2 separate regions of the Homo sapiens genome follow, and region 1 is linked to region 2. Evidence: chromatin loops called from intact Hi-C (ENCODE). Cell type or tissue: heart right ventricle. All regions are shown on one strand. Each heading gives the region's core, and the rest is flanking DNA. Links, peaks and the distances in the headings are about the cores only.

Region 1 (16,653 bases), core at 4,508-12,507, 300 kb before region 2:
TATATAATATGATGAGGAAACTTGAAAATGAGTTAAAGAGACCCACACATACACAAAGAATTAGAAAATTATATAAGATGCCATTTCCAAAGTGCATTCCACTATTAAGTGAAGATGGTGGGTGTACCAAGTTCAACAAGATTTTTGTTCTAAAATTTCCCAGAACATTTAATTTGCAAAGGGGGAGAAACTGTAAATGTACTTCCAAACATAATTGATTCTAGAACTCATTCTAAGAAAAGCATCTTTTGACTTCAGGATACAGAAATTATATCTTGAAAAATGCTATTGTAGGAGATTATCTAAGATGTTTAATGACATTTTGAACTCTTACTGAAAGGAAGTAACTAAGGCAAAAAAAAAAAAAAAGTCACTTCCTTAGAAATGTCCAAGTATGTTCCAGGCATTATGCTAAGTTATATTCTCTCACAGTATCCCCGCGAGTTGAGTATGATTTTTATGCTTGGTATACCAATGAGGAAAGGCAGGGACCAAGAGGTTGAGCAACTTGCCCAAGAGTTGCTTTCCCCAAGAAAAGCTCACTAATGATCCTGCCTTCACTACATTGGCCTCAGGGGGTGCCACTTCCCCTTTATGCTTGTGGTCCTAGGACAGAGGGCCCTTTCACCTCTGTGTGTATATCTAAGGCAAGACGTGAATGTGACTCCTAAAAGGCTTTACCAACGGGGAGTTAACATCAGCAAAATACACATAAAGGATCTTCAGGTTCTAAATATTTGAACTTGTAAAAGAGCTAAGAGTGGTTTGGTTAAATATTTGAACTTGTAAAATGACTAAGAGTGGTCTGTTATGAGCTAAATCGTGTTCCTCCAAATTTATATTGAAACCCTAACCCCAGATATAACTGTAGTTGGAGATAGCATCCTTAGGAGATAATTAAGGTTAATTGAGGACTTAAGGGTGAGGCCCTAATTTACCTCTCCTCATCTTTTCTCTTTCTATCTTTCTTCATTTCTTCCTCTGCCATGTGAGGACACAGTAAAAAGTCAGCTGTCTACAAGTCAGGAAAAGAGCCTTCACTAAACCTGAGTCTGTTGGAATCTTGATCTTCAACTTCCCCCAGCCTCCAAAACTGAGAAAATGTATTTCTGTTGCTTAAGCCACTGGGTTTATGTATTTTGCTATGGTATCCTGAGATAACCATGAGAAAGTCCTAACCCCCAGTACCTCAGAATGTGACTGTGTTTGGTGATGGAGCTTTTAAAGGAGTAATTTAATTAAAATGAAGCTGTTAGGGTAGACCCTAATCCAATCTGACTGGTGTCTTTATAAGAGGAGGAGATTAGGACACACATACAAATACCAAGGGTGAGCAGGACAGAGGGACTGCTATGTGAAGGCAGCAAGAGGGCTGCCATCTGCAAGAGGCCTCAGAGGAAAACAGCCCTGCCGGCACATTGATCTTGGACTTCCAGCTTCCTGAACTGTGAGAAAACATATTTCTGGTGCTTAAACCACCCAGTCTGTGCTATTTTGTTATGGCATCTCTAGCAAACTAATAGAGTCAGAATCATCAAATTCAAATCCCAGTACCTTCACTTATTGCATATGTGACCTGAGAAAAGTCATTTGATTCTTCTGAGCCTCAATCTTTTTGTCTGCAAAACTGGAATAACAATAGCATCCAGTGATCTTTTACATTTGCTGTGAAGTTGATGAGACCACTTCAGATCACTGATCAGAGTGCTTGGTATATAGTGGTAGAGTGCTCGGTATATAGTGGTAGAGTGCTCAACTAGTGTGAGCTACCATTACCACTGGCATTTACTCCCAAGTGACAGAGTCTGTCTCTATCTCCCACTGCTTGAGAGTGACCTCATAGGTACCTAGGTGCTTCAAGTGCAGGTCAAGAAGGGAATACAAAAGTAAACTTATTGTCCATGTAAGCCACCCACCCCTTCTGTGGTTCCTGACCAAGGATCTGCCAGCCCAGATGGTTGACACTGGAAACATAAAAATGTTTCCTGCCACCATCGGGGTATGTTTAACCTTGATCTTGTAGCCCATTGTCTTAGTCATTTTCTGCTGCTATAACAGAATATTAAAGACTGAATAATTTTTTTTTTTAAAGCTGGAGGCATCACGCTACCTGACTTCAAACTATACTACAAGGCTACAGTAACCAAAACAGCATGGTACTGGTACCAAAACAGACATATAGATCAATGGAGCAGAACAGAGCCCTCAGAAATAACGCCGCATATCTACAACTATCTGATCTTTGACAAACCTGAGAAAAACAAGCAACGGGGAAAGGATTCCCTATTTAATAAATGGTGCTGGGAAAACTGGCTAGCCACATGTAGAAAGCTGAAACTGGATCCCTTCCTTACACCTTATACAAAAATTAATTCAACATGGATTAAAGACTTAAACGTTAGACCTAAAACCATAAAAACCCTAGACGAAAACCTAGACAGTACCATTCAGGACACAGGCACACAGGCATGGGCAAGGACTTCATGTCTAAAACACCAAAAGCAATGGCAACAAAAGACAAAATTGACAAATGGGATCTAATTAAACTAAAGAGCTTCTGCACAGCAAAAGAAACTACCATCAGAGTGAATGGGCAACCTATGAAATGGGAGAAAACTTTCGCAACCTACTCATCTGACAAAGGGCTAATATCCAGAATCCACAATGAACTCAAACAAATTTACAAGGAAAAAACAAACAACCCCATCAAAAAGTGGGCAAAGGATATGAGCAGACACTTCTCAAAAGAAGACATTTATGCAGCCAAAAGACACATGAAAAAATGCTCATCATCACTGGCCATCAGAGAAATGCAAATCAAAACCACTATGAGATACCATCTCACACCAGTTAGAATGGCAATCATTAAAAAGTCAGGAAACAACAGGTGCTGGAGAGGATGTGGAGAAATAGGAACACTTTTACACTGTTGGTGGGACTGTAAACTAGTTCAACCTTTGTGGAAGTCAGGGTGGCAATTCCTCAGGGATCTAGAACTAGAAATACCATTTGACCCAGCCATCCCATTACTGGGTATATACCCAAAGGACTATAAATCATGCTGCTATAAAGACACATGCACAAGTATGTTTATTGCGGCACTATTCACAATAGCAAAGACTTGGAACCAACCCAAATGTCCAACAATGATAGACTGGATTAAGAAAATGTGGCACATATACACCATGGAATACTATGCAGCCATAAAAAATGATGAGTTCATGTCCTTTGTAGGGACATGGATGAAATTGGAAATCATCATTCTCAGTAAACTATCACAAGGACGAAAAAACCAAACACCACATGTTCTCACTCATAGGTGGGAATTGAACAATGAGAACACACGGACACAGGAAGGGGAACATCACATTCTGGGGACTGTTGTGGGGTCGGGGGAGAGGGGAGGGATAGCATTAGGAGATATACCTAATGCTAAATGACGAGTTAATGGGTGCAGCCCACCAGCATGGCACATGTATACATATTTAACTAACCTGCATATTGTGCACATGTACTCTAAAACTTAAAGTATAATAATAATAAAAAAAAAAGACTGAATAATTAATGAAGGATGAAAGTTTATTTGGTTCGCAATTCTGGATGCTGGGAAGTCCAAGAGCATGGCACTGGCATCTGCTGAGAGTCATCCCAAAGTGTAAGGGAAGTGGGACAGAGAAGGCGAGATGGACCAGACTCACTCTTTTTATCAGGAACTTACTCCCCCAATAACTAACCACCCCCACGATAATGACAATCATCTCTTCAGAGCCCTAATGGCCTAATCACCTTTCAAAGACCCTACCTCTTAGTACTGTTACAATGACAACTAAGTTTCCAAGACATGAACATTTGTGGACGCTTTCAAATTACAGCATTCTGCCCTTGTTCCCTAAAATTCACGCCCTTCCTCTCACATGCAAAATATATTCATTTCATTCCAATAGCCCCCAAAGTCTAAACTCAGTCAAGCACCAACTCAAAAGTTCAAAGCTCAGAGTCTCATCTAAATTAAATACGGGTGAAGCTCAAGGCATAATTCATTGTGACACAAATTCCCTCCAGCTGTGAGCCTGTGAAATGAAGCAAGATATCTACCTCCAAAATATAATGGTAGAATAGGGATAGGATAGACATTCCCATTTCAAAAGGGAGAAACTGGCAAGAAAAGAAGGGTAGGTCATTCCAAGTAACTCCAAAACCCAACAGGGAAAACAAAATTAAGTCTTAAATTTGAAGAATAATCTCCTTTGACTCCTGAATCCTGAACACACCTGAGCATGGGTTGGGACCTACGCAGTTTGCCTATGCTGCTCTTACTGGTTGGAGTCTCATGCCTGAAGCTCTCCCAGACTAGCACTTCACATTGGTAGCTCTACAGATCTGCGGTCTCAGGAATGACCCCAATTCCACCACTCCACTACATGTTTCCCTACTAGAGACTATCTGCAGCCGCTCCAAACCCACGTTTCCCCTGGCAATGCCCTAGTAGTGGCTCTCTGCAGTGCCTCCACCCCTCTGACAAGTAAATACCACATGATATAAGAGGGAGTGTGAATGCTACTCCCCTGGGAGTGGCAGCCTGAGTCACACCAGGGGCCACTTGAGCCCTGGCTTGGGCAGCTGAGAAGCGCTGTGCCGAAATGCAGAGTGCAGAGTTCTGAGGCAGTCCTAGGAATGAATCTGTGGAGGGCATCCCAAACTCATCCCCTGAAACCATTCTACCCTCCTAGAGCTCTAGGACTGTGATAAGAAGGCAGCCTCAAAAATTTTTGTAATGAATTCTGGGTCCTCCTCCCATTGTCTTGATGAGTAGCACCTGGCTTTCTTCCAACGACAGAAATCTCTTTAGCAAATGTTCACTTGGCCACATCCTTAGTATTCTCTCCTGAACATTTTTTTTCACTCTTTACATGGCCAGGTTACAAATTTTCCAAATCTTTCCATTATGTTTCTCTTTTAAATATAAATTTTGCCTTTAAGTAATTTACTTACTATCATATCTCACTGTGTGGTTAAAAATAGCCATGCAGCAGCCTGAATGCTTTGCTGCTTAGATATTTCTTCCACCAGATATCCTAGTTGATCACTCTTAAGTTCCACATTCTATAAAGTCCTAGGTCACAGACACAGTTCTGCCAAGGTCTTTCCTACTTTGTAAAAAGGATGGCTTTTATCCCAGTTTCCAATACCTCATTTCCCATATGAGACCTCAACAAAATGGCCTTTACTGCCCCTATTTCTACCAACATTCTGGTCATGACCACTTAAGTAATCTCTAAGAAGACTCAAACTTTCCCTAAAGCTCTTCTCTTCTTCAGAACCCTCAACAGAATCACCCTTAATTTTCCATTCATGGCAATACAGGCTTTTTCTAGCCTCTGCCCATTATCCAGTTTTAGATTTTTGTTATAGCAACAACCCACTCCTGGTACCAATTTTGTCTTAGTCTGTTTTCTGTTGTTATAACACGATACCACAGACTGGGTAATTTATAAAGAACAGAAGTTTATTTGGTTATAGTTCTGGAGGCTGAGAAGCCCAAAAGCATGGCCCCGGCATCATGGCCTAATCACTTCTTAAAGACCACACCTCTTACTACTATTACAGTAGCAACTAAGTTTCCATCATGTTCAAATCACAGCATCCACACATATCAAGAGGTCTTCTTACTGGCCACAGTGAGAGAAGACTTGGTACAATGTAGGGAAGTACTTGGCTTCCTGTAAGCTTAATAAAACACCAGTTTTATTTTATTAAAGTGAGTCCTCAAAGCAATGCCAGTTACTGGCATTTTTAAAAAACTTATCTGGGCCATATAATAAGCTACACTGTCATTTCTCTCTTGTATGCTCAGAGTTTAATCTGTCACTTGGTAGTTGTAAAAGAGCAAATGAAGAGGTAGCTGTAGGATTTCCAGTATGTTACTAGTGTCTGTGTGACTCGCTCCAGGCTTCTTGCTTTCATAGCTCTATTTCTCAGTCTTTTATCTCACAAATGAAAGAAGGTAGGCCAAGAAAGATGTTCTACCTTAGTCACATCTAAAGGGTAAATCCATTGACTAGTTTTGAGGGATGTCTGATACATGTCAAAAATCCTAAAATTGTCTAGCTATTATTGAGGGCCAGGAACTCTAGCTTGGTTAGTCCTCTCAAATGATTTTCAGAGTAGGTTAGCATCTCATTTTAAGGAGTAGAGTTTGGGTATGTCATGAAAGTGTTTATGGGAGGCCAAAACACTAGTAAAATAATTTTCATCTTGTTTGTGATAGCTAATATTTCATCACTGCATACTATTTGCCAGACAGGGTCTTTCATTTATGGAATAAATATTTATCGAATACCAGTTATGTGCTAAACAACAAGACAAACCAAATGCTCTGCATTCATGGTACTTGCATACTGGTCAGGGAGACAAACAATAAACAAAACAAATAATAAGTAAATTATAAGTTATAGAATAATAAAGGTTACAGAAGAGTAAGTCATTGAATAGGAATATTACATGCTAGTTACAGGGGTGCAATTTGAAATAGAGACCAGGGAAGTCTTCCCTGAGAAGCTGACATTTGAGCAACATTTGATAGTGAAGCTAAGGATATTTACCTTATAACCACTATCTCATTTAATCCACTGGACGACTAAATATTATGATTTTCCCCATTTCTATATATGCATATACATATCTACATTTATAGTTAGATAAAAAAAGATTTATGAAGAATTGGCTCACATGATTGTGGAGGCTGGAAAGTCCCAAGATCTCCAGGTTGAGTCGGGTGAGTCAGAAAGCTAGAGACTCAGGAGAGCCGAAGGGGAGTTCTAGTTCAAAGGCCAGCCGGCTCAAAATTCAGGAAGAGTCAATGTTTCAGTTTAAATTTAAAGACAGAAAAATTTGTCATTTACTTGGAGGAAAGGTCAGTCTTTTTGTTCCTTTCAGGTGTTCAACTAACTGGATGAGGCCTACCCACACTGGGAAGACAATCTGCTTTACTCAGTCAACTGACTCAAATGTTAATCTCATCCAAAATTATCAGGAAAGAAACACCCAGAATAATTGTTCACCAAATATCTGGGCATCCCATGGCCCAATCAAGTTGATACATAAAATTAACCATCACAGTTGTAAAATCTCACTGTACAGTGGTGCCTTAGTCTGTTTTACGTTGCCATAGCAGAATACTACAGACTGGGTAGTTTATAACAAAAATAAAATTATTTCTCACAGTTCTGGAGGCTGGGGAGTCTACAGTTGAGGAGCCTCATCTAGCAAGGGCCTTCTTGCTGCTTCACCCTATGGCAGAAGGCAGAAGAGCAAGAGTGCATGTGCAAGAGCAAACTTGCTTTTATAACAAACCCACTCGCAAGATAACTAACCCACTCCCGTTATAACATTAATCCATTTATGCAGCAGAGCCCTCATGACCTAATCACCTCTTATTAGGCACCACCTCCCAGCATTGTGTCAATCAGAGTTAGGTTTCCAACACATGAATATATTCAGACCATAGCAAGTAGTTAAAAGCTAGGATGGGAGGGGATAGGGATAGGGATAGCATAGGGTGGGGATGGGGATGGGAGTGGGGATGGGGATGGGGATGGGAGTGGGGATGGGGATGGGGATGGGAGTGGGGATAGGGATGGGGATGGGGATGGGGATGGGGATGGGGATGGGGATGGGGATGGGGATGGGATGGCATGGCATGGCATCACCAGAGAAAGCTGGATTCAAAACTTGACTCCACCTTTTTCTAGCTTGCGTGATTGAAGACAAATGATTATACTCTCTGACCTATGGTTTCCTCATCTGTAAGGTGGGAATAGTCATGCCTGCCTCCAAGGGATGCTGGGAGAATTATAAAAGCTAATATGTAAGGTGGCTAACACAGTATCTAGACCAGAGCCAACAGTATGAGTGCTGAGTGCACCCTCCCCACGTGGAAGGGAACTGTGCTAGACACTTCCCCAGATGCTGTCTCATTGCACATGGCTTCTTTAGGGTTTCTCTTTGGAAATGCTTTTATTCTCAACAAGGCTAATTAGCCAGATTTCTGAGACCCTGAGCTTCATGCGGTTTTTCAGATTGCTTTTCACTCTTTGGAGGCCCAGAAACACTGCAGCCCAAAAAAAGGAAGGATTCTTGCCAGATGCTTGGGGTGGGGCAAGAAACCTGGGTACTCCACTTAGGATGGAGTCATTCAAGGATTGAGAAAACTACAGGCCTGAGGCTCAGTTTTAAGGTTCTGATCAAAATAAGCTGAATACTTTGCTAGAATCTCACAATAGGCCAGCCCTGAGTCGAAGCTCCTCAGCCCTGCTTTTGATTTTGTCAAATGTCCCCAGAATAAGATATGCAATTCCCTCTTTCTTGTCTCCTTGACACAGAGGAGAGCGGATGTATCCCAGGGCCCCTTCCTCCACCTGCATTGGGGTAGAAATGAAGATCATTTGCTCTCACTTGTGCTACTTATTATAGAAATTTCTGCTTATGGGTTTTCCACACAGAACCAGGCAGAGGCCTGGCTCAGTCACTTAGCCATCTGACCTTGTTGGGTAAGTTGCTTTACTTTCTCGATCTTCAGTTCATTTATACAGCACTATTAATATATACCTCTCAAGGCTTCATTCTTAAGTGGAATTTATTGACTTCCTACCTTGTCCTAGACACAGGAATGATCTTAACAGCTTCACAGGCATACAATCTCTGGGGTTGCATGGGGCCCTGGGCTCAGAAAGGCCGTCCTGAAATTCTTAATAACTTTTGAAGGAAGGGCTCCACAGTTTCACCGAGCACTAGGCCCTGCAAATTTTGCAGTTAGCCATGGCTCTAAGAGAAAGGAATTAACCTTATGCTCCTTTCACAGATGAAAAAATTGTGAGGCAAAAAGGTTCAGCAACTTGTCCAAGGTCACACAGCTAGTAAGTAGAACAAGAAGGAAATTTCTTTCTGATTCATGCTTTTAAATCCTCCTGGATAGTGCCTTCCTGGTGAGAGAATTTAATTAAAAGCCATTACTCTGTGCTTTATAACTCCAAGTGGCTTCCATCCTCTGCCATTCTCACTTCCCATCGCCCAAGTAGTCTTTATCCTCATGCTGATGACTCTTAGCCCCGCAGCTTTTAAGAAATGATCCCCATGTTGCAGATGCATATGATTCTTGAATATAGTGCCTGGGAGGCCTGCCACAGTTAAGTCACTGCCCGGTCAGTTAGGTTGAGGCAGGATCTCTTTCAAGGGAGCAGAGATGGAGTATCAATGCCTGCTATCAGTCATCAGGGAAAGTAACAAGACATCAGAAAGTAGATGGAGCCTCCAGTTTCTAGGACAGTCTCCCATCCTGGAAGAGACTCATCTCTCTGTTTGTTTTTATTTTTATTTTTTTAATTATTTTAAGCAATTAATTTTTTTTTTGAGACACGGTCTTGCTCTGCCGCCCAAGCTGGAGTGCGGTGGTACCATCATGGCTCACTGTAGCCTCTAACTCCTAGGCTGAAGCAATCCTCCTGCCTTAGCTTCCCAAGTAGCTGGGACTACAGGCATTTGCCACCATGCCTGGCTAATTGTTTTTCACTTTTTACAGAGAGGGGGTCTTGTTGCCCAAGCTGGTCTCAAACTCCTTGTCTCAAGAGATCCTCCTGCCTCAGCCTCCCAAAGTACTGGGATTACGGGTATGAGCCACCATGCCCAGCCTCTCTGTTTCTTGACTACAGAATAATCAGGATGATCTCAGGCCTATTTGCAGGGGTTAGGAGTGAGCAGAAAGTTGGAGGTGTGGTGTATGAATTGTGAGAAACCCCCTCCAGGAAGCAGCAGGGCTAGAAAGCCAAGGCAAGAGAAGTGGCTATAAAAGGGCCCTGGGCCAGTGCACCACGCATCTGGGGGTAGAGGGCAAGTCTCCTAAGACAGAGTTAGAAATAGATCAAGACTTGGCTTGTGAATCTGGACCCAAGACAGGGACAAGGGTTGTGGCAGGAGCAAGAATCTATGCCTCCTAGACTTTATTTCATCCTTCCTTTTATTTTTCCCCTGTGTTTTGCCTCTGTATTTGGTGTTGATGGTTGTTATTTTATACAGTAAGTGTATGCCTAAAGGAACCAGGAGAATGGGCCTATAACCTTGCTTGGGCCAGACTCTGAAAGGAGGGAGAGGAGCATATGCCCAGGTAACTTTTTGCAGTATGTGGTGGTGGCAGCTGAAATGAATTGAGGGAGGACAAGAAGAAAGCAATGGTCAAGAGGAAGAGAGGTAAGTCGTTTAGATGGCTTCGATGGCCCGTGGAGTGGTGGTGCTTTTTAATGTGCATGGTAATCACCAGGACATTTCCCTGTCAAAAGGCAGACCCTGATTCAATAGGTCTGAGTGAGGCCTGAGACTCTGCCCTCTAACAAGCTCCCAGATGAGGCTGACACTGCTGGTCCACAGATTGCACTTGGAGCTGCAGAGCCCTAGGAAAGGGCCAGCCCCTTAGACAATGGGGGCCACCATTCAGATCGGTTTTACAGCAGAGATTCGAACAGGAGTAAAAATGCCAACAGGCTATTTTCAGGGAAGAACACATCCCTTCAAAGACTAAAAGCTCTTGGGGTTATCACTACAAAGAGAATGGCTAGGAGGAAAGAGAAGTTGAATATTTTCATTGACAGGTTACATTTCCTTTTTGTGAAGGTCAGTATGATCTTAGGAATGATCAAAAGCCCCAGCTGTGTCTCGTATCCCTCCCACCTTACCAGGGTGTCTGAAATTCCCACCATCAGGAAAAATGACTGTATTTTACTAGGGCACCATTTCCTCAAGAATGTTCCACTCAGAAGAGTTGTTCTAAGGTATTAATTGATAGAAAAAATAAGAGTTCTGTGACGATATTAATTAGGGCAACATTGATGCAAATAAAGTGGGATATGATTCTTTACCACAGACTCTTCAGAGCGTGTCCAGTGCTAACATACATTGTGAATAGCTAATATAGGAACCAAACTGCCACAGTATTTCCTAACCTTGTTTGATTGCAGAACTCTGTTTCTGTTTCTCTCTAGCTCCCTTCCTTTCTTCCTTTACTAGCAATTAAATAAGTGCCAATTACATCAACAAAATGCTGAAGGTGGGAAGGTTCCTTATTTGTTTCAACAGAGATTTATCTTTTTAAGTATTCAGTATTCATAGCCGGGTAGTGATATAAACACTCATATACTTCCAATATGAATTTAAATTGGTATCAGCTTTTTGAAAAGTTCTTTGGAAGTATGAAGGAAAAACAACAAAAATATTTATAAACTTTAAGACAATATATTAACTTACGTGATTCTAGATTTAGATTTTTTAATTACCCCAAATATAAAATTTTTCCAACAAAGCTTTGGAAATGTTTAAAATTATCTACGAGGGTGTCACTCAGTTTAATACACTCATTTGTCATATAAAATCATCACAAATGTCCATGAAATCATATAGAAGTGTGCTTATGTTATTTTGCTATATCAATTGCAAAAAGTAGCTGCCATTCTTCACTCCTCCTTCTATCTGTGACCTTTGCAAATGACTGGGGAGTCCCATCCCATCCAGAGGTGGTGTCTACTTCCCCACACTGGAATCCAGGCTGGCCTTGTCACTTGCATTGGCAAAGTGTGGCAGTGACAGTGTGCCAGCTCTGGACCTCAGCATCTTCTGGTTCTGTCTTCTCTCCCAGAATCTTGCCACTGCTATGTACACACCCCCAGGCTGTCCTCTTAGGGAATGAGAGACCAAGGATAGGAGTGCTGTGAACCCACCAGCAAGTGAGAGAACCCAGCCAAGGTTGCAGACCCATTAGCAAGCCCCGCTGAAACTAGAGTGACTATGGAACCTTCCAGCTAACCCCTGAACTCATTTGCAATCATAAATGGTCATTGTTTTAATAGGTGGCAATAGATAGTTGATAGAGTTATGATGTAATATAAAAAGAAAAAAAAGCGTAAAATATGTCAACTAATGTGAAATTGTTATAATTATGACCAAAAGAAAAATGATATGAATGAAAATATGATGAATGGCTGTTTTACAACAGCAAGCTTATTAAAATATTGATATATTTTATCTCTCTACATTTCTGCATTTCCAAATTTTCTTTGATGAGCATGCATTACTGTCATCATGTTTGTATATTACACAAATGGTTTATTTAGCAATAATAACTCAGGAGTCTTAGGGATAGTTGGTATCTGCCACATACTCTAGTATCTAGACTAGTCCAAAGTATGTGTTTTAAAAATCATAAAACGCCTTATAATCTGTAAGGTGTTATAGTTTTTACTGTGGCACCTACTTTCATAATTGTTGAGCACTCTAATAAGATGCCACACTTTCTGCTCCAAAATTGGTAGAGTTTTTACATTTTATTTTTGAGTTAAGAATGTATTAACCCTAAAACGCTAACAAATTGACAATCCAAGGATTTGAACAAACTTCCTTACCATTAAGTAATATATATGGCAATAATAAACACAAGCCCTCTGTGTGTCACACAGAAACTTCTCAGGCTAAATAGAGCTGAGCTTTCATCTTGAATGGCAGCTTTGGAAAAAGGATCATGCACAGAGCAACCATTGAACTGTTTACAGAGAAGGTAATGTGAGGAGCACACCCTCCCAAGATAAAAGCTGCTTTATGGTATATAAAGAAAGTCCTTTGAAAGTACTGCTAAAATTGAAGAGACTTTGTAGTTCTCCAACAACTTTCATGCAAGCATCTGAAAACATTTTACTGACATACACCTTTAATCTGCACAGCCGCCTGAGGGTAAGTAACAAGTTTTACTATCCCCATTTTGCAGGTGGAAAACCCAAGGTAGAAAGGTACCAGAAAATGCCACATGCTAGTTAAATTTATTTGGTTGCAAATAACATAAAAAACTAGCCAATCAGGGAATAATAATTTATATTATACAAATATTATATTTATATAAGATATAATTATATATAATATATAGTATTGTATCTTATATTATTAAACAATGACAAAATTAAAAATAAAAATAAATGTGTGTGTGTATATAAAGGACAAAGGAAGGCACATGGCTATGAAAGAAGGAAGTTGGGCAACTCGAGGGCTCTAGGTTCTAGCAATCAAGTCTCTTCAGGGTGCTGGTGTCTGGATGAAGCTGTTTCAGCCATTTGTTACTCCATTCAAAACAAATTGTAAAGAGAGAATGCCTGAGCACCAGAGTTGAGTCACAGGCCAATTCTATGAGTGCTGTACACTACAGTTGAGGAGTAACTCCCCAGGAGAAAGAAAGTCAATGTCAGGTAGACACAAAACTATGCATATTTTAGAATGAATGAAATGTAACAGGAAGTTCTTTTTGATTTTTGCCTATCTATCACTTATTACTCAGCCCTTTTCAGAATGAACCAGGAGTTTCTAGGAACCAGGAAGGAAGGGAGCAGTGTTTTTGAGCCTAGCCCATGGTCTGGCACAGAGTTAGTTCAATAAAAGAACACTGAATAACTGAATGAATGCATGAACCACTTGGCATCTGTGCAGTCCTGAATGAAATACTGATAATAGCATTTGTCTCCCATTTTTCTCCCATGGGTTTGCACACACTTCAACACCCTGGGCCATTTCCAAGTTTCTTTTCAACAGGCGTTAAGTGCCTACCCACCCAGTCCTCCATGTCCTAGAGTTGTTCCTTCTCAGGGATGTGTTCAGAACTGGTTCTAGTGTGGCCCATCCAGAATTCATTATATCTTCTTCTTTTTTATTTTTTTAATTGAGACAGAGTCTCACTGTGTTACCCCAGGCTGGAGTGCAGTGGCACAATCTTGGCTTACTGTAACTTCCACCACCCGGGTTCAAGCGATTCTTGTGTCTCAGTCTCCCAAGTAGCTGGGACTACAGGCACGCACCACCACACCCGGCTAATTTTTGTATTTTTAGTGGAGTCAGGGTTTCACCATGTTGGCCAGGCTGGTCTCGAACTCCTGACCTCAACCTGCCTCGGCCTCCCAAAGAGCTGGGACTACAGGCATGCCACTGTGCCCGGCCAGAATTCATTACTCTTCAAACCTGAGGCCTCTTGTGCCTCAGTGTTCTTACTGGTTAAAAGGGAATAGGTAATAATAATTCTATCTTGTAGGGTTGTTATAAGGATTAATGGAGATAATATTAGTAAAGCATTTAGAGTAATCCTGGCACATAGGAAGATACTATTTGTTAGCTGCTATCATCATCATCTTTATAATATTCTTGTTATGGAGCATTGTATATTTAATATCAAGAATTTCTCATTCATGGTTGCCAATAACCCTCAGCACAATCAGGGTTGGTTGTGCTGAGTTGTGCAGAGTTGGTTCTTCCCATATAATGAATGATGAAATGAAGCTCAAGGAATTTAAGTTATCAGCTCAAGGTCCATCAACTGCTAGATGTCATCTTCCACTGCTTATCCCTAAGGACTGTCTTCTTTCTCTTACAGTATGTTACTTCCCAAAATAAAAGGTAAAGAGTGTAGCCAAAAATAGTGAACTTGCAATGGTGGAATTCCAGGCACGTAGAAGGAAATGTCCCTCCTGGTGACCCACAATCCATCTTGAACAGGAAATCTTGCTGGCCATGAGCTCCATTCATGATATACCCAAGCATTTTCCCCACTAAACTTCAAGTTCCTTCAGAGTAGAGAGGTGCTCTCCCAGCACCCAGCATGGTTCCTGGCATTTGGTAAGTCTAATACATGCACTGTACAGCCAAGATACTCTACAGGAGAAAAACATCAAAAATTCTCCAGAATATGTCTATGGCTTATATCCTATGGAGAGTTACCTTTTCTTCTCCCTTTTTGAGATCTCTTTTTTTCCCTTTTCCTCCTTAATGAAAGAAGGAATATTTATTTGGCTTTTTAAATGTTAATCTTCCTTACTCAGCCCTCTCCCTAATCTGGTCATATCTCCGAACCCAGCCTGTCACTCACATGGTCACTTGTCCCATGAACAGTATAAACTCAACATGCCCCAAACCACGTTTATCATCTCCGCCAATTTCTACTCCTCCCAAATTTGTTCCTACTCTTGTAATTTCTGATCTCTCTTGGATGCATCATCCACCAAGCCAGAAACCTCAGGGTCATCTCTCTCCTTCCCATCATACTTCCTCACCCATCCATACGTCAAGTCTGCCAATTCTGTCTCTGTAATCATTCTTATATTATTTCTCTAATCTCTCTTTCCACCACTTTTAGGCTACCATCACCTCTAGCATGGACTACTGCTACAGTCCTTTTATCTTGTGTCTTTTCAATCTAATTTTTATTGAGGCAAAGTACCATTTTTGAGCAGAGATGAACTAGCCATTCACCAAACTGGTTTTTCTTTCCTCCAAAGCAACATCTTGGCTAGGCAGGAGACCAAAATATGCCACCTCAAAATATGCCTCTTTGATATAGTATTATCTTGAGCCAATTATTTGGGAACCCTGCAGACACAAGAGAATCTCTGAAAAGAGAGTAGACGTTACCCTTTTGCAGGGAAAATTTGCATCTATAAAAAAATCTCCATATGCAAGAATCTTAGTTGGTTTTATGCTGCTGTAACAGCATACCACAGATTAGGTAATTTATAATGGACAGAAATGTATTTGGCTTATGGTTCTGAAGTCTAGGAAGTCTTCTTGTTGCATCATTGCATGGCAGAGGGCATCATCAGTACATAGCAAGGGAACAAGAGAGGGGGCTAAACTCATTCGCATGGTCTAAAAACATCTTAAAGGTCCTACCTCTCAACAGTGTTGCATTGGGAATTAAGTTTTCAACCCATATGCTTTGGGAGATACATTCTAATCATAGAAGAGTGTCTCCTTCTTTGTACCAGGAAGAAAAGGATGACTACATCTCTAAAGACTCTTATCAATGGAGAAGGCACTGACTTAATCTGCATAACAAACCTTACCCTGTTTACTGAGCTTTTCCTGGGTATTTCTCCATAACCAGCCTTCCCCACACCTTTTTTCCATTTCAACAGACATGGTATTTAAACCTGAATTCAAAGCCACTTCTGTGAGATTTATTCACTTATCCTTGCATATATCTGATGTATACTTGAAATATACATGTTAATAAACTCCTGAGCCCCTTTCTCTTGTTAATCTATTTTTTTGTTACAGAGGTCTGTCCCAACTAAGAACTATCAAGGGTAGATGTTTCTTCCTGTACAGCTCCATTTCCCAGGCTCCCTTGCTGTTAGCATTGGCAGTGTGACTGTGTTGACTCAGCTCTGGACAGTGGAATGTAGATGGAAGTGATGTACTCATTCCCTGATCTAATCCTTAAACACTTTCTGCACAAGCCTTCTCAGTTTCCTTGCCTCATCTGCTGGCTTGATGTCAATGGCCAGAGTTTGGAAGTCATGACTAGAAAATGGCAGAGCCTATGTCCACCTGCGACTCTGAATACATTCCTTGAACAGACCCCTTGCTCTTACCAATTGAAATACATGTCACTGAAAAATAATCTTGCACAGCATTTAATCACTGAGGTTTCAGAATTTCTCTGTTGGAACACCTACCCTTGCCTTAATTAATATATCTTTCTAAAGCAGAAATTTGACCTGCTTAAAACCTTCTAATCTCTGCCTATCATCTTTGAGATCAGGTCCAGAGTTATCTGGCTCCGGCCCTATCAAACTCTCTAAT
Region 2 (16,653 bases), core at 2,914-10,913:
AGAACTTGTGCAGGGAAACTCTTGTTTTTAAAACAATCAGATCTCGTGAGACTTATTCACTATCACAAGAACAGCATGAGAAAGACCTACCCTGATGATTCAATTACCTACCATCAGGATCCTCCCATGACACATGGGAATTGTGGAGTTACAATTCAAGATGAGACTTGGGTGGGGACACAGCCAAACCACATCAGAACTACAGTAAGTAGTTACTTAAAGAACTTAGTGAGATAATACATAAATAAAAGAACAGAGGCTGACATTTGGTAAGTACCCAATGGGAATGAACTATTTTCATTTCCTGGTGTTTCAGGGCCAGACTAGGAGAACAGAAGTCCATATCATGATAGAATACAGACGGTCACTTGGATACTCCATAAATGACTAAAATCTCTTTCATATGGAGTTACCAGGACCTCGTTTTAGTTGTTGGACTTGGAAGCCCAGTACATTTCCTCCCCACCCCTTTTATCATCTTGACCTTAGAACAGGAAGGATGTGAAGCTCAGGGCACTGGTGCTGTCTTCTCCTTTAAGCATGGAAAGTTTGGCTGGCAAAGTAGGGAATGTGTGTGTGTGTGTGTGTGTGTGTGTGTGTGTGTGTGAGAGAGAGAGAGAGAGAGAGAGAGAGAGAGAGCAAGCCAGAGAAAGAAAACCAACAGCCTCACTTGAGCCCTGAATCAACTCTTAGACAAAAGGCAACTTGGTCCCCTGGCTTCCCATTTGTAGGAGTCAGTAGATTTTACTTTGCTTTAATCAAATCCAGGTGGTAATTCTGTCAAAACTGAAATAGCCTGGCAAATACAGCCCTTCAACTTTGTGAAGGACATTGTAGATAAATCTTACTCTCTTCTAACTTTTGATGTATCCTCTCTCTGAGCCCTGATGCCTCCCTGATATGGTTTGGATTTGTGTCCCCACCCAAATCACATGTCCAGTTGTAATCCCCCATGTTGGAGAGGGGACTGATATGGGGTGATTAGATCATGGGGGCAGAATTCCCCCTTGCTGTTCTCATGATAGTGAATGTGTTCCCATGAGATCTGGTTGTTTAAAAGAGTGTACCACCTCCACCTTTGCTCTCTTCCTCCTGCTCCAGCCATGTAGGATGTGTTCACCTTCTGCCATGATTATAAGTTTCCTGAGGCCTCCCAGCCATGCTTCCTGTACAGCCTGTGGAACCATAAACCAACTAAACCTCTTTTCTTTATAAATTACCCAGTCTCAGGTAGTGCTTTATAGCAATGCGAGAACAGACTAATACAGCAGCTCACTTCTTTCATCCATTCCATTACTTCATCAGTTCTTATTGAGTATCTACCCTGTGGCCACATCACTTACATTGCTTCCGCACAGTCTATGACATTAACTTGGTGGTCTCACTTCATCACTGTGAATCTCTCTCATCCTCAGTAGAATGATGCTACACATCTTAACTCCCAGGAATGTGTGGTGAGCAAATAAAAGCCATAGTTTGAAAACCCTGAAGTGCTCTATAAACATGGAATGATATCTGTATGTTCTGGTAACCTGAGCAGGAAACAACTTCTGCAATATTGTAAATGTGTGCTTTATGTTCCTTTAGGGAGCAGGTAGAGTATAATGGTTAGTTAAAATATCTGTGGTAAATTAGACTTACCACAAGATTCCACATGTGAATTGGCACAAAGTGGCACATGGTGATAAACATGTAAATCTGAAGTTGTCTATTGGTTATGTGAATTTTTTCATAGTCTTTCTAAAGTCTTGCAGGAATTATTTTAAAAGCAGAATAAAGTGATAAGAGGACATTTCTTGCCACTATAAAATAAGGTAGAACAGGGAAAACATAATAATACATTAAAAAATGGAGTTTCTAATCACTTACTATGTGTTTGTCACTGTGCTAAGTACTCTATATGATTTTCTCAGTTAAATTGCATGCCACCCTGTCAGTTTTTCTCATTTTATAGTGGAGTAAACTGAGGCTCACAGAAGTTACATATCTAACCCCAAATCATAGCACCATTAGGTGAAAGGGCACGTCTACAGTAAAGTTGGCTTTCTAAAAACGAATACGTAGTCTTTAATACTTTTCAATACCAAAACTATAGTCAAATTTTCCCTTTTTCCTCAACAGTATCTCTTTTAAGTTGGCTTAAACAAATCACATAAGAATATAGAATTTAAACTGAGATTCTAAATGGCAAGAAAGAGGAGGCACAAGACATAAGAAAAGGCCACCAAAACCCCAGGAGAAGCCAGCAGCAAGGCCTGAGGTGGGTGCTCATTTGGTGTGTGTGGCACCAAAAGAAGGCCATTGTAGCTCCAGCACAGTTTACAGAAACCTGACCCACAGTGAAAAATGTAAACACTAAAGCCAGAAGCCATTAGTTCTTTATGATGAGAATATAATCAGTATTACAAATAGCTTAAGGTCAAGGTCAAAGATACTGGCATGGATAATAAAGGGATACAAAAGTGCAGAAGAGGAAGACAATGGCATGAGCCTTGGAGAGACTTCCAAGAAGTAAGACTTCTAAGTAAATCTTTCAAGAAAGACTTCCTAGATGGGGTCTTGAAGTTGTACAAGACCTTTAATTCAGTTCTGCCACCATCTGTTTATGCAGAGGATCTAAACTTCATTACTTTGACAGTTCTGGCAAGTCAAGTAAATGAGTAAAGGAGACTGAGGGTAAACAGATTCTCCCTAGAGCCTCCCATAGGGCGAATGTCCCCATCAACACCTTGATTTTGAATTCCTGATCTCCAGAATTGTGAGAGAATACATTTCTGTAGCTTTAAGCCAGCATGTCTGTGATCACTTGTTATGGCAGCTATGAGGAACTAATACATCCTCCTTCACAGTGTTGTGTGGATTAAATGGCACATGGTAAGGACTAGGTGAAGGTTAAATCTTCTCTTCATCTATTTCTCTTCTGTGAAATGATATGAATACCACTGACCTGGAGGCCTAGCTGGTCATGTGCAGAAGAGGATTTTTGCTGAAGGTAAGAAACATCTGCCTCAGGCTACTCTCTTGCATGGTCCCCTTAAAAGATATTCCTCATGTCATCTGTTTTTGCAGAAATTGCAAAAGTGCAATATCTTAGTACTTTTTATCCCAGAGAACCTCCCAAGCTATACAAGCCTCTGGCTTCACAAGCTGGATCTGGCTTTGGTTGCTGGTTGTGTGGACTAAAAGTCTGCAATCCTCAGTAGGTTATCAAATAGATACGCACCGTGTACCTCTTATGTGCAAGGCATTGCAAGGCTACCTGGAAATGGAGAGAAGAGAAAGGAAACGCGGTTCTTCAAATCCACTGTAACTTCTGCCCCATCTCTAAAAAGTGGGACTTGTTTATATCCTGCCTCATTCCACCAAAGATTTGACGTGCTTACAGGAAACAAGCTCAATAAAACTATAAACCTCAAAAAAAATTGAAGTCAGTAAAAATACTAGAGATAGGACAGAGGCTTTGTGGATGAGGCCAGTTACCTTGGCCCTATTGTCTGTGAGGGTGAACAGGAAATCAGCAAGGTTGGGAATGATACTACAGAGAACAAGAGCACTACGGTCACTGACAGGTCCACAGCAGCTGGAGTGTCACTCAGAGGGACACACTGCAGTCACCAGATCAGCAAAGTGGTCCAGGGCAAGGGCACATAGACTGCAGATACCTTGCTATAGAACTTGGACTTCACCTGTTAGCAACTGGGAGCCACCCAGGTGTCTGTGAGCATGGTGGTGATGTGAGGTCACTCAAGACTATTTATGCGATGTGATTTCAGGCTACTCAGATGTCCTCAGTCCTGCATTTATGCCTTTTCCTATATCTGATTGTCTGTCTGCATCTGGCAACAGATCCTTCTCTCCTAGCTTCTAAGGGATCACATGACCCAAGATTGGCCATTTTTGTCTCTTGGGAATTTGAATATTGAGGCACACAGATGTGGCCAAAATGGACGGTAGAGCTGTGTACTGTGGTCGCAGTTGCAGGAGAGAAGATTCACCTATCCTTACTGCCAAGGCCCCCAGAGCCACACGGCTCATGTCTTTCCTGAATCTTAGTTGTTGATTCCTTACTTCTGTGGGATTCCCCTGTTGTGTTTGGCCATTTTTGCATTGCTATAAAGAAACATCTGAGGCTGCGTAATTTATAAAGAACAGAGGTTTATTTGGCTCTTGGTTCTGCAGGCTTTACAAGATGCACGGTGCTGGCATCTGCTCAGGGAGCTTACCATCATGGTGGAAGTTGAAGGCGCAGTGGGCATGTCACATGGTGAGAGCAGGAGTAAAAGAGAGATAAGAGCGAGGTCCAAGACTGTTTTAAACAACCAGAACTAACTGAGCGAGTACTCACTTATCACCAAGGGGATGGCGCTAAACCATTCATGAGGGATTCGTTCCCAGGGTACAGTCTCCTCCCACCAAACCTCACCTCCAACACGGGGAACACGTCAACAGGAGATTTTGAGGAGACAAAGATCCAAACCATGTTACCTGTGTTCTTCAAACAGATTCATTTTGTGTTCAAGTTAGTTGGAAGTAATTTCTGTTACTTGCAATCAATACTTGGCAGCTGTAACCCAAATCCTAACTGCGAATTTCTTCATTTCTCCATACAACTGCCTAATACAGTCTATTTATTAGCTTTAGATTTTATCCCTTAGAAGTAGGCAAAATGACTCTGGGAAGAGAAGATTGTGGATTCTAAGAAGCCATTTACGTGTTAGCATGAATTAACATTATCCTTTCTTGAAGAAGTATTTTGAAAGTGCGGAAAATAAAGGGTGGGAAGAGTGTATCATTGGGCAAGAAAGAGGAAACTGAAGTTCTGGGGAACCACTTTAACAGATTCTAGAGTTCTATCTCATGTTAAACTCATATTCCTCTTACTGTTCTCTCTCTCATTTCCCGACTCCTGACAACCCCAGTTCTTTTCAGCCTACTGGACATCTCTAAGAAATTCTGGGACCTGTGGGGCCGGTGGCTCAAACCTGTAATCCCAGCTCTTTGGGAGGCCGAGGCAGGCAGATCACGAGGTCAGGAGATCGAGACCATCCTGGCTGACACAGTGAAACACTGTGTCTACTAAAAATACGAAAAATTAGCTGGGCGTGGCGGCGGGCACCTGTAGTCCCAGCTACTCGGGAGGCTGAGGCAGGAGAATGGCGTGAACCCGGGAGGCGGAGCTTGTAGTGAGCCAAGATCACACCACTGCACTCCAGCCTGGGAAACATGCAGGACTCCGTCTCAAAAAAAAAAAAAAAAAGAAAAAAGAAATTCTGGGATCTGTTGATGGTCACTAAGAGAAGGCTACATTTTAAATAATTTAGACTCTTCCATTAACAGGACCCACAGCTCTCTTTTCTCTGCAAGTGGCCATGAGGCATATGCATGGACACTCCCAGGTACAGAAAGCAGCTGTCCCTCTCAGCAGTCAATCCCTTTGAAGATTAGTATTTACATGAAGCTAAATTCAACTTCATGGATGATTTACCTATTGACTAGAAGTTTTTCTTCTAAAATCAACCTGCTTTATTGTCAACATATAGTCCTTCAAACACTGGAAAACAGTTATTGAGGGTGCATAAAGATTTCACTGAGCAAAATGTATCTAGGCCTCACAGGCACACATTTAGATTTGTTGATGCGCTTCCCATGCTGGGTTATTTCTCCATCTTGTAATTGTCTCTTTGCAAATGTAAGGCCAGAACTGGGCAGAGAATGAACTCCAGATATGATCAAATCAATGCAGAAGAATGCAGGCCTATCACTTCCCTTGATCTGGAACTTAAACTTCTGTGAGATTGTATAACATTTTGTTAGCTTTCTAAATCATTGGTTTGTTGCAAACTCAGTTTATTCAGAAGAAAGATAACGATGGAGTTAAGAATGGAAAGTAGAAAGAAGTCATAGAGGTTTATCTGCTTGCTAAGGTATTTTGACTTTTACCTATTGATGATGAAAAGCATGCCTGTAGCTAGAACAGGTCACATATGTTCTAAGTGCTATATTTTCAATTCAGTGTTTGAACCCAAATATAGGACTTCTCTTTTGCCCTACTTGTCCTGGATTGGGGCTGCTCCCTATGTAGTTTGACCCAGTGGGAGCTCCTTGCTAGGGAGGGGCTGGATCCTGAAGGATGTTGTCTTCCTTCCTCCAAGGAGATTTCCATTTCTTATTTTTAAGCATAACTCTCTACCCCCACCTCGACCCCCGCCTGCCTTATGAAGTATCTGGAGAAGATAGTGGTTGATTATATCAAGAAATGTGAGGTCAGAGAAGCGGCCATTGGATCTGGCAAGGTCAAGGTCATTAGTGACCTTGAACAGAGACATTCCTGTGGAGTGAAGGGAAATGAAACCTCTCTATTTCCACCACCACCAGATTGACTTGGACACTTCTCATCTAACTCCTGGGTGACCTCCCCCTCCTAATCTCCCTCATCAACCCATCCTCACATCACCACCATCTTGGGCACAGGCCCAGACATAATTGTTTCCTACTTACATCTTTGGTGCTGCATTTTCTTGATGACAAGGCCCTTCACAATCAAGTCCCCACAACGTTTCTTGCACTGTCTCTGACACCCAGTATTCTAGTTACTCTGGACTATTTCTTATTTCTCAAGTCGTGTGCCTGCTACCTCTGTGGTTTGATCATTTAGTTCCTTTCTGCAGCAGGTAGTTTTTCTAAGACTTTGCTCATGGAGCCATCTGGAATCTCCCCAAACTCCCCCTGCCTCTCCCTCTTCTGTTTACCTGGCAGAGTAGGGGAGAGGTGGCAAGCTGAGAGATAGGGGAACTTCACTTCTAATTCTGGCTCTGCCACTAATAGGCTTGGTGACTTGAGTAAAGCCTTTCTCTGCTCTGGGTACCGATGTCCCACTCTCTGAAATGAGGGGGTTTGACTGCAATGGTTTTAAGGGCCCTTTCATCTGGAATATGCTCTGATTCCAAGGACAGTGGTATAGATTACACACGGGACACCTACCACCAAAACTGTAGAAAGAGAGGCTATTAAACCCTGTTAATTAGAAGCTAACCTGGTCTTTGGTTAAATGGGAAAGAAGGTGATGGTGGGGGCTTCTACGGGGAACCTGCTTTGCTGGCTGGTTTTCCACGCCTAGGTCTGGGGCACAGCATCTGACAGGTAAACTTGGCCAATGTTCAGGATTGGCCAGTGGACCCTCACTGAGCCGGCATGGCCAGTTCCAGGTTTCAAATACTTCTTCAAATGTCCAAAGCTTTGGGGCCTGAAATAGAATTTTCTTTTAAACCATTGTTATATGACGGTAGAAGTGTTCCTCACTTCGAGATGCTTAGTGATGACTAGTTTTATTTTTATACCCACCATTTCCTCTTGAAGAAATTAAACAAATAAACAGATGCCACCCTCTCTCCCTCTTCTCTTTTTTGGCTTAGGTCCTCCGACAATGCAGTGCTTTCTGCACCATCTGCTGGCTCTGCAAAGGTAATTAACAAAGGCACACTATTCCCAGATGAGGCTGGTTTATAAAGGACAAACCATGCTAGGAAAACGGAGAGGAACAAAGTAAGATCGTAGCAGACAGGCAAGGCTGCTGCAGTCCTGACTGCCAGTGGAGTGTGTTGTTAGAGCTTCTTGTCAAATTATAACTCCTAAAAATGAATTCAAACAGATTTAACCAAGGACATGGAATTTCACCCCTGCTGGGAGCCCTAAAGAAAGGGTGAGGAAAATTGTAGGGTGTCCAGTATTTTCTGACTCCCAGATCTTATTTTCTATATTTAATGTAATTTTTAAAGAAGGAGATATAAAAACTAACGTCAATGGAAGCTCAAAGTGAAAGATTGTGTGGGACGTTGGACTTTGGATCAGAGGCAGGCAGATTCTGTCATTCACCAACTCTCTGACCTTCAACATGTTATTCAACACCCCCCACCACCCCGAGCCTAATCCCCATACCTGTAGGTTGGGAACAATAATAACCCGAAACCTTCAGGGCCATTGTAATAATCAGTGAAACAATAAATTTGAGTCCGAAATCGTACCCAGTGCCAGGCTAGTACCAAGCCCATCCTAAGTAGTAGTTGTTAACATTCTCTTCGTCAGGTAAGGATCGTCATGACAGATGGCCTAATCCACCCTTAGCGGCAGGGAAGCAATAACCCTTCTAACAAAATTCACGTTCTAAAAGGAGCAGAAACACTGGAAATAAAATGAAAGAATAGAGGGGTTGACTTTAACAAAGAAAAGTAAGACCTAAAAATGTGTTCGGGGGAAGAAGGCATAATTATAGACTACACATATTCAAAACACATAAATCCCAACAAAGTAAGGGTTCATTCAGATTAAGATTTAGGGGTTTAAATAGGCCTATGTGGTGGAAACGTAAAAAGTGAAAACAATGAAAAACAAAAAGATAGGTTGTAATAAGATTAAAATATAAATTGCAGGAGCAGAAAACTGTCTTCTTGAGAAGGAGGATGTCCTTACTTGGCACGTTTAAAGTTAGATAGGACCAAATGGAAGATGGTTCTTAGCCATCTTATAGAGGCTCTTAGAAGACAGAGAGTGCCGTGATGATGATGATGTTATTGATGATGATCACAACAATGATGGTGATAATGACAGTGATTGCTTTTTTGTTCTCTTTGCTGGTGTGGTCTGGACTCAAGGAACCTGCTTCTGGTTTCCCAGAGAAAAACATCCCAGATAGTGCTGTTTTATGAGAGTCCCAGGCTCCTAAAGGCAGTCAGAAGGTTGGTGTTTGTTTTCTGACAGCAACAAAAGGTGTCTGAGTCAGTAAAATGATGACAGCTGTCAACAGTGCATAGTCCCCTCACCAATGGCTGGAGCTCGATGTTTGTGAAGCAAGTGAATCTTAGTAAATATCAAATTAACCCACACTTGCCACTGGTGCCAGAGCTCTTAAAATGTCAACGTGCCAAGGGACACCTGGCTCATTGCCCTAACCAGCGGCCGGCAGCCCAACCTAGAGGAACAAAAGACACGGCGATCCTGGTTTATTTGGGAGACTTTATCTTCTTCATACTCAACAGGCTTCAATATTGACATTCTCCCTGGTGATGGCTGGGAATCCAAGTCACAATGGCCTAATGCATCCAATTTTTCCTTCGAAATCCAGCTCAGATACTGCCAATCTGTGACGTGTTCCTAAAGACTGTTACCAGCGACAGAGAGTTAAATGCTCCTCCCTTTGTCCCATGTTATGTCAGGGACATCCTGGTATCATCATTCATCAGATCAACTTTCTCCTACTACAACTCACAATTATAGTAGACAGTAACAGGTATGGGTTGATTAGCTGGGCATATGTTGATTCAGAGAGGCTTTTTATAAGAGGAAACCTTTGATTTTAAGACATGAGTAGGGTTTTCCTAAATTGATGAAAGAAAAAATGGAATTCCAGCATACAGACCATCTTGCACCATTGGCACCCCTCCCTGCCCCCGTGGAAACCAGGGCTCTCGGTGTACTTGCCCTTTCTGAAACATCCCTGGCTGTTTCCTGTCTCCCTGATTTCCTGTGTTGTTACCTGCGCTTGAACTGCCCTTTCTGCTTATGTCTACAGGAAAAAGAAAAGCTTGCCGCAAGTCTCTTCTCCTCCACAAAACCTTTGCAGACCTTTGTAGGCAGAGATGACTACTCCTCCCTCATGACCGTATCTGCATTCCAGTAAAAATAATGATGGGTTCTTTGGGGCTTCATATATACAGTATTGGTATATATCTGAAATATACATTTGTGAAATATGTATGCCAAATATAAATAGATAGATAAAATCTCATTCAATTCTTACAGCAACTCTGCATTATTATCCCCATTTACCCCCAAGCTTCCTGAACAGAGGCTTGGAGAGTTTAAGCAAGATTATTCAGCTCCTAAGTTTGGACCAAGACTCAAATTATTGCCTCCTCTTTCAGACACTACAAAAGGCTTTCTATAGTATAATGCCTATGCCCTCCGATTCATATACCTAACTGCCTCCCCTTCTATCAGGGCCTGGCTCTGAGTTGAAATCCAGTGCACATCTGTTGAATGGAATTGATTTGAAGAGAGCTGGCAATTAGAAGACTTGGAAGATGGCTCTCAGATGATGGGACAAGGTGCTTCAGAATGAAAGATGAATTAGGGAAGCAGGCACCAATTAGCAGAGGATGCTACAGCCTATGATAAGGAGCTTTAATTTGATAGGAGACAATTGGGAGCCATTCATCCTGCAGCTCAGAGAAAGCCATTGACAAGCCCCTAATGACACTCAGGGGCCTTTGAAACCTTTAATTGCTAACGGCAATTTTGCTATTTCCGTGTAGAAGTGACACAGGAGGATGAGCTCGCAGCCGCCATATGCACCCAGGCTGCACTGCCCACAGCAAGGTCACTGTAGGAGCATCCCTCCTCTCCTCTGTGCACAGCAGAAACACTGCAAGTGAGCCCAGGTCACTTTCCTTATGTGTCCCTGAACCCCAGGTAAAGGCCCCCCTGCCTCCCATATCCCCATGCCTTACTTACATGGCTCTTGGGTTATAAGGAGCCCTCATATCACTGTTTCTCTTCTGCAACTTCTGCTCCCCACCTTTGCCCCACTAGTTAACCCCCAGGTCTCCATCCAAAGAAAGGATTCACAGCTTCCAGAATTTCAGTTCCAGTGAGGCAAAATGCTGCTCTTCCTCTCCCATCACCACTTTAAAACACCACCAGGTCAAGACCAGTGTGGAAAAGGGGGAAGGAGGCTATGAAATCCTGCTGATAGAGAAGTCATGGGGGACTGTTTTGTGTTTTTATCTTTTATTTTTCCAAGTTTTGGATCCCTTCCCTTCTTCCATCTGGCACAAAAGCACTTGGAGGCCAGTATCTGGACCTGGCCTTCAAAAGCCAGTGAGTGTCAACAGGAGAACGGATTCCAGACGCACGGGACAATGGCCTTTTCAAGGCACAGAATGCTGCTCAGTATTGTACGGTTTGCATGTGATGCAGCTTCTTGAATGCACACAAACACTCCCATTTTCACCAGCTCCATGATGGTGACTTATTTACTGCTGAAGATCCCAGGGCCGATTCAAACTGCAAACATCTATCCCCACCCCAAAAGGGAAGAAAAAAAAAAAAACCTGACAACAACAAAAAGCCACATATGAAAAAGGAAAAGCCAACCAGTGTGCGACTGTGGGACTGGAACTCTGAAGTGGGCACCAGGTGCATTAATTACACTTGATTGCGTGTTGGTTTATGACTGCAGTCACTTGTGTGCTATGTTCTTGCCCCGCAGCATCTGTGCCGAAGGATGTCCTTGATATTTCACTAAGCAAGATGAATATTGGCCAGATGGTGACTTCACAAGGACATAATTCACATAGCATTTTCCTGCCCCGACACAGATTTCTGTGAAGGAATCTTGAATGCCACGCTGAACAAAACAGAACAAGAAAACTCAATGCCCCGAGAAGGCTCAGTCGTCGTAAGTTGAAGATTAATGGTCTCCACAGTGATGCCGACAGCAGCCCAAATGGCAGCCGGATCCCAGGCTCATGCTGCAGATCTTGCCAACCCATCTCTCTGTCGCTTGCAGAGTGAGCTGACATCATCTGAGGCATCTCCAATTCACTTGAGGGGGGAAGGGCACTCCCTGGGCCCCAAAAACACACACCACAGGAAACTGGGTCATTTACTTTTTAAAATGATTAATTTTGTGTAGTGACAGGCTTCGTCAGTACCTGCGTGCTTGGTAATTTTATTTTGATGGTGACCAAGTGAAGAACGTGCCCTAGGCTCCAGCAGCGAGCTCATTCTGGTGCCCTGGAAGGGGAAAATGGGAGAGAAGCAAATCTCTCTCCTTGGAAACTCTTAGCAACACCGAGAAGCCCTGGTATTATCAGGCCGCCAGCAAGTAAGCAAAATGGCCCAGTTCCGAGTTGCTTTAGGAAAGTTCTTACTCCCTGAGAGTACTATGTAGCTGACCTACATGGAGTTAAAAAGGTAGGCATTACACACTTGTCAGTGGTATTTTAAATGTGGTAAGCCTGTCTGGAATTTGTAAAATTTCTACAACCTACACATTTGAGTCCTGAACCATGAAATAAAGATATGGAGAGTGAAGGTCATCCTGCTACTAAAGAAGGTCAACCCAAGACAGTCTGAAAGCAATAGAAGTAGGGGGCCGGGGTGTCACATTCCTGAGGTCTCTGTGTGCAGACTGCCCATGTCCTAGTGATGTGGAGTCAAGACACAAGACATGTCCTCAAGCAGGACCAAAATCATCCCTTCAAAATCACATCGCCATGTTGAATGGTTGCTGTTTGTTTGTTTAGAAGGAATAAATAATAGTGATAAAAGGGATGGAGGCTATTTCTTGTACACCCACTGCGTGTGAGACTCCCTGCTGCACACGCCCCCAGTAACTCCTACAGCCCTCTGCAAGGTGTACCCATCGAGAGATTGTGCCCCCGCATCAGACTGCCTGCTCTGCCACCTTCTGCTGCGTGACCTCACACAACTGACTTAACCGCTCTGAAAGTCAGTTCCCTCGTGGGTTAAACAGAAATAAGAAGAGAACCTAGTTCACAAGCTGGTAAGGACTGAATGAAAGAATGCTTTGAAAGCTTGGTAGAGAGGCTGTCATACACCAAGTGCTCAAAAAAGTCAGCAATCATTATTACTCAGCATGCGTAGCTCTGGAAGTGAAACAGATTCTCACAAACTCTACCAAAGGGTACCTCATTCTTACACGATAAAAATAAGACCAGGCCTTCCTAGGCTGCTGCCTCCTGCCTCCTGCTAGGATGCAAATTCATGGCCAAAAACCCAGTGACAACAGTCCCTCCTTTACCAGCACTATTTGGCAGGCCAAGCTTTGGCAAACAGCCCACCATACCCATTAAAAAAAAACCACCATTGTTTCATCTGGAGGCTTTTTGATCCCCCTAAATAAAATGTTACCACCCTCCCCACCCCACCCCCAGGACAGATTCAGCCTGCAGGGGAGCCAGCTCCTCCTGCTATGTCACTCCAGCCAGGCAGGCCAGGCAGGATGACTCAGCAGAAAAGAGCCTGCTGCGGGGTCCGCCCACCCTCGGGTCAGCTGCGGCCAGAAAAGGAAGGCCTCTGTGAGACAAACAGAAAAGGACACTGCTCAGGTCCCCTGGGTGCAAAGCATCCTTTGTCTGTGGGGACTTCAGACAGGAACCGCCCATGTTGACATTTCAGCTGGCAGAGCAGGCTTGGCCTGGCTGGGAGAGGCAGGAACCCCTGCAGAGGCTACAAAAGATAGTCCACACTTCTTTAGCCCAGCCAGATACCACAGTCCCTGTCCTCTGTACGTATTAATATACATAACCTCAGACTTATGCGTTTTCTATTATTATCCCTACTTTTGAGATGGGGACACTAAAGCACAGAGAAGGCAAATAACTTGTCCAGGGTAACACAGCCATGAAGTGGGGAAGCAGGGCTTACACCAAAGAGTTGTGGCTTCCAAGCAGGTGCACACAGCATCCAGGTCTGTCCTTCTGGCTGCATGTTATTCCCTCCCTCTGCTCTGCTGCTTCTCGGGAGCTCAGAGCCGAAGGCAGCATTTCATGGTTTCTGGAGCCTGGCTCCCTTCCTCCATCCCCTTCACTGCCCAATTACAGGACTCACCCTCTCTTCCCTGGATGCCATCACTACCTTCTAACCAGTTCTCCTTCCACCCAGGTTCACTCTTCTTGACCATCTCATCTCCCATTTGATGCTCCAGCAGCAAATACTGCTTGGAGGGCCCTACACATGCAGAGCTGGCATCACCCATGCCTTGGCTGGCTCATGCTGTCCTGATTGCCCAGAACACCTTTCTTTTCCAGCCTCTGCATGCTCGACTGCTCCTGTAGGACTCACCACCTCCAGGAATCTATTTCCCTTTCCTCAGGCTGGATGAAGTGGCTGGTTGAAGCTCACAGAACATCCAGTGCATATTTCTTGTGTGGCATTTTAGGACCGAGAACTTATCTATGACTTTGCATCTCCCATGCTGGGCATCATCCCTGACATCTAGGATGTGCTCCATAAAAGTCTGTTACATAATGCAAATAAAGGTGGTCTCCATCAGTACTACCAGTCAACATGCTCTACCACTGCAAATCCATGGAGGGTGCATGTGGTTATTGAAAATGCTGCTCTCTAAAAACTTCTAGTTCTCTGCCTTCCAGGCCCACAGTAGAATGGCCCTCCCTTGTTCTGTGAGGTTGGGAGAGGGCCATGTGGTCAGCTCTGGCCAATAAGATGTGAGCGGAAGTGAGTGATGTCACTTCAGTTGAGCATTCAATTACAGGGGTGAGATGCCCAGAGCAGCATTTCCTCCCTTATGGTGACCCAACATGGGAGATGGTGGCTGCTCCATCAACCTGAGGCCCCAAGTGATTGCAAGAAGGAAACTTTGCAATGAATATATAATGTGACCAGGAGGTAAACCTTTGTTGTTTTGAAGCCCCTGAATTTATTTTTTAGCATAACTTATCTAATCCTGAAGGGAATAACTCGAATCTGTTATTAACTCATAAATGTTGTTTTGAACATTTGCCAAGAATGGTCTTTCAAATAGAAGGTGGGATGCAACACCTAACATTCATTCATAATAGTAAACACAACAAGAACTAGCAAAGATTAATGAGTGATTTAGAAATAAATAAATGGTCACGGATGTTCTTTGTGTTTCCAATCAGTACATTCATCTACCAAGCACGCTCAGCCCTTTTATCCTTTTGCTCCTCACCACAAGCCTGAACAAGACTCAGGGCATACATTGTCCACTCCATTTGGAGAAAACTGTGTCTCAGAGAAGATGTTACCTGCCCAAGGTCACACAGCAAGAAAAGTTGGATCAGAGCTGGGTTTTCTGACTCCAAGCCTAAGAGTCTTCATCCTGAACCAGACCTCCAAATGCACAGGGCTTTAAAATTTTATGACCTGTAAAGTAAAATTTGAGCCAATCTAAGGAAAAAAAATCAAATGCTGAATCATTTATAAAGGACTTAGTCTTTTGATTCTAAAGCATTCATAAATGGTAAGAGTCATATTTTACTGTTCTTTTTATCATAATTCTTGTCATTTTTATAGCAAATAAATATTCAGATACTATAGAAATGGTATCACGAAATTAATAACTGCCATTTGGTTGTGGTGATAGATGATCAGTGGCCCTGTTGGAGCCTGAACCAGAGGGCAGTTGGTGGTAACTTGAGAAAATGTTTGGGAATTCCAGTCTGTTCTCCAGCCACCTTGGTGTACATCACTCATGCCCAAATAATCAGATGTTTTTTGAGGTCAACTGCATATAGATTCAAGGTGGTGGTCCTAAGAGCACCATCTGGGGCCCAAAGGACTTTAGAAAGGTATCTTTGATCTTAAATGAGGCCCAATTCATGTAAGAGTCAGAGATGAGGGGACACTTTGGAACGATGGTCCTTCTTCAGCAAATTTTTTTTGTTCCTGTTTTCCCTTTGGCTTCAGGGTGTTCTGTAGTCCTCTTTCACCTTCTCCTCGCTGAGCTTGCCAGGTGTCTCCACTTTCTCCTATTGTCCCTATGATTCTGTTGTACATTAGACTTGCTCCTCAATATCTTCAGACTGCAGGCTTCCTCTCCTCTGAATTCTATTGGTGACGTGATCTACTAGGAGAAGCTGACTTCTTCCACCATCACCAAGTCACCCTGCCAGGATGGTGCTTCTGAATTGCTCACACCCAGGACATCATTTGGCAATGGCAATGGGGTACAGGAGAGTTCTTGTAAAACAAAACTTTTGTTTTAGAGTCTTGACTTAATAAAATGACACCATTCTCCCTTCACTCCTTTTCTCTCTCTCTCTGTTTGTCCCTCCCACTCCCTTTCCTCTCCTTTCCTTTCTCTCTCTAATTCCAAAATGCAGTTGTAATAAAATGGGCATTGGCTTTCATTGTAGGGTTGGGTGCTTGTGGCCAGTTCTCCTATTGAGTTTGTTCTACCTTGACTTTTATTACTATTTTAATGATAAGACCTCAAAGAGAGGCTCAGGATCAGAGAATGAGCTCAACAAAAGAGGATTGATGTAACTGCTGACCTCACCTTGCACCTGAGGTAGGATGGACCAGACTCCCCAGTTCTTGTGTGCCGGGATTCCCCATTGAAATTTGTAACCCAAGTGCCTCAGTAATAAACCATGTAGACTGGTCCAGAGCATTGTCTCTGTCAACTTCCCTGTGTGACCAATGGCAACAGTAAACAGCTGGTTGCAATTTAGAGATCTGTCATCCTCATGATCACTCTATTTACTTTTCAAAAATAACTAACATCTTCAATTATCACCTCTGAAATGACTTCAATGTCTTTATCTTTATTCCCAGTTGAATTTGAATGATTCAATTCTTGCTTCCAATATTAATAAACAGAGATAGAAATAGAGATAGATAGGGAGCATGCACTTACTGAGCATCACCCACTGCTATGCACTTTAGATGCTTCATCTTAGTTCACCTTTAAAGCCATCAGATGATTAAATAACTTCTCTAAAGTCACACAGCTAGGGGTGGTGGAATTGATAGAACCCTGGAGTCTGCCTCGAGGGCCCATGGTCTTACCACCACACTTTATACACCTTCTAGGTCAACCTAATATCCCACCATCTACAAACTCAACCAGCCCAAACTCCAGCT

Evidence for each region. Peaks named below come from ENCODE experiments on the same cell type or tissue, not always from the same donor. Only the 100,000 strongest peaks of a DNase experiment are listed, where the experiment ranks them.
Region 1: it touches region 2 in a loop (2.3-fold over the local background); 1 of 110 quality-filtered maps calls a loop at or near these places.

Annotation. Positions count from the first base shown.
Region 1 is chr4:14,837,483-14,854,135 of GRCh38, forward strand. All of the region lies in intron 2 of LINC00504 (long intergenic non-protein coding RNA 504), which reads right to left. Among named protein-coding and RNA genes, the nearest start is that of LINC00504, 42 kb to the right of the region's middle. In heart right ventricle, for the core only: no CTCF peak of the experiment used is centred there; no DNase peak of the experiment used is centred there; H3K4me3 peaks cover 464 bases; H3K27ac peaks cover 1,632 bases.
Region 2 is chr4:15,136,992-15,153,644 of GRCh38, forward strand. All of the region lies in intron 2 of C1QTNF7-AS1 (C1QTNF7 antisense RNA 1), which reads right to left. Among named protein-coding and RNA genes, the nearest start is that of CPEB2, 140 kb to the left of the region's middle. RefSeq lists enhancers at 12,029-12,985, 12,821-14,020, 12,986-13,942, 13,078-13,217. In heart right ventricle, for the core only: a CTCF peak has its summit at 7,442 (motif pointing left); a DNase peak (open chromatin) is centred at 8,930; H3K27ac peaks cover 482 bases.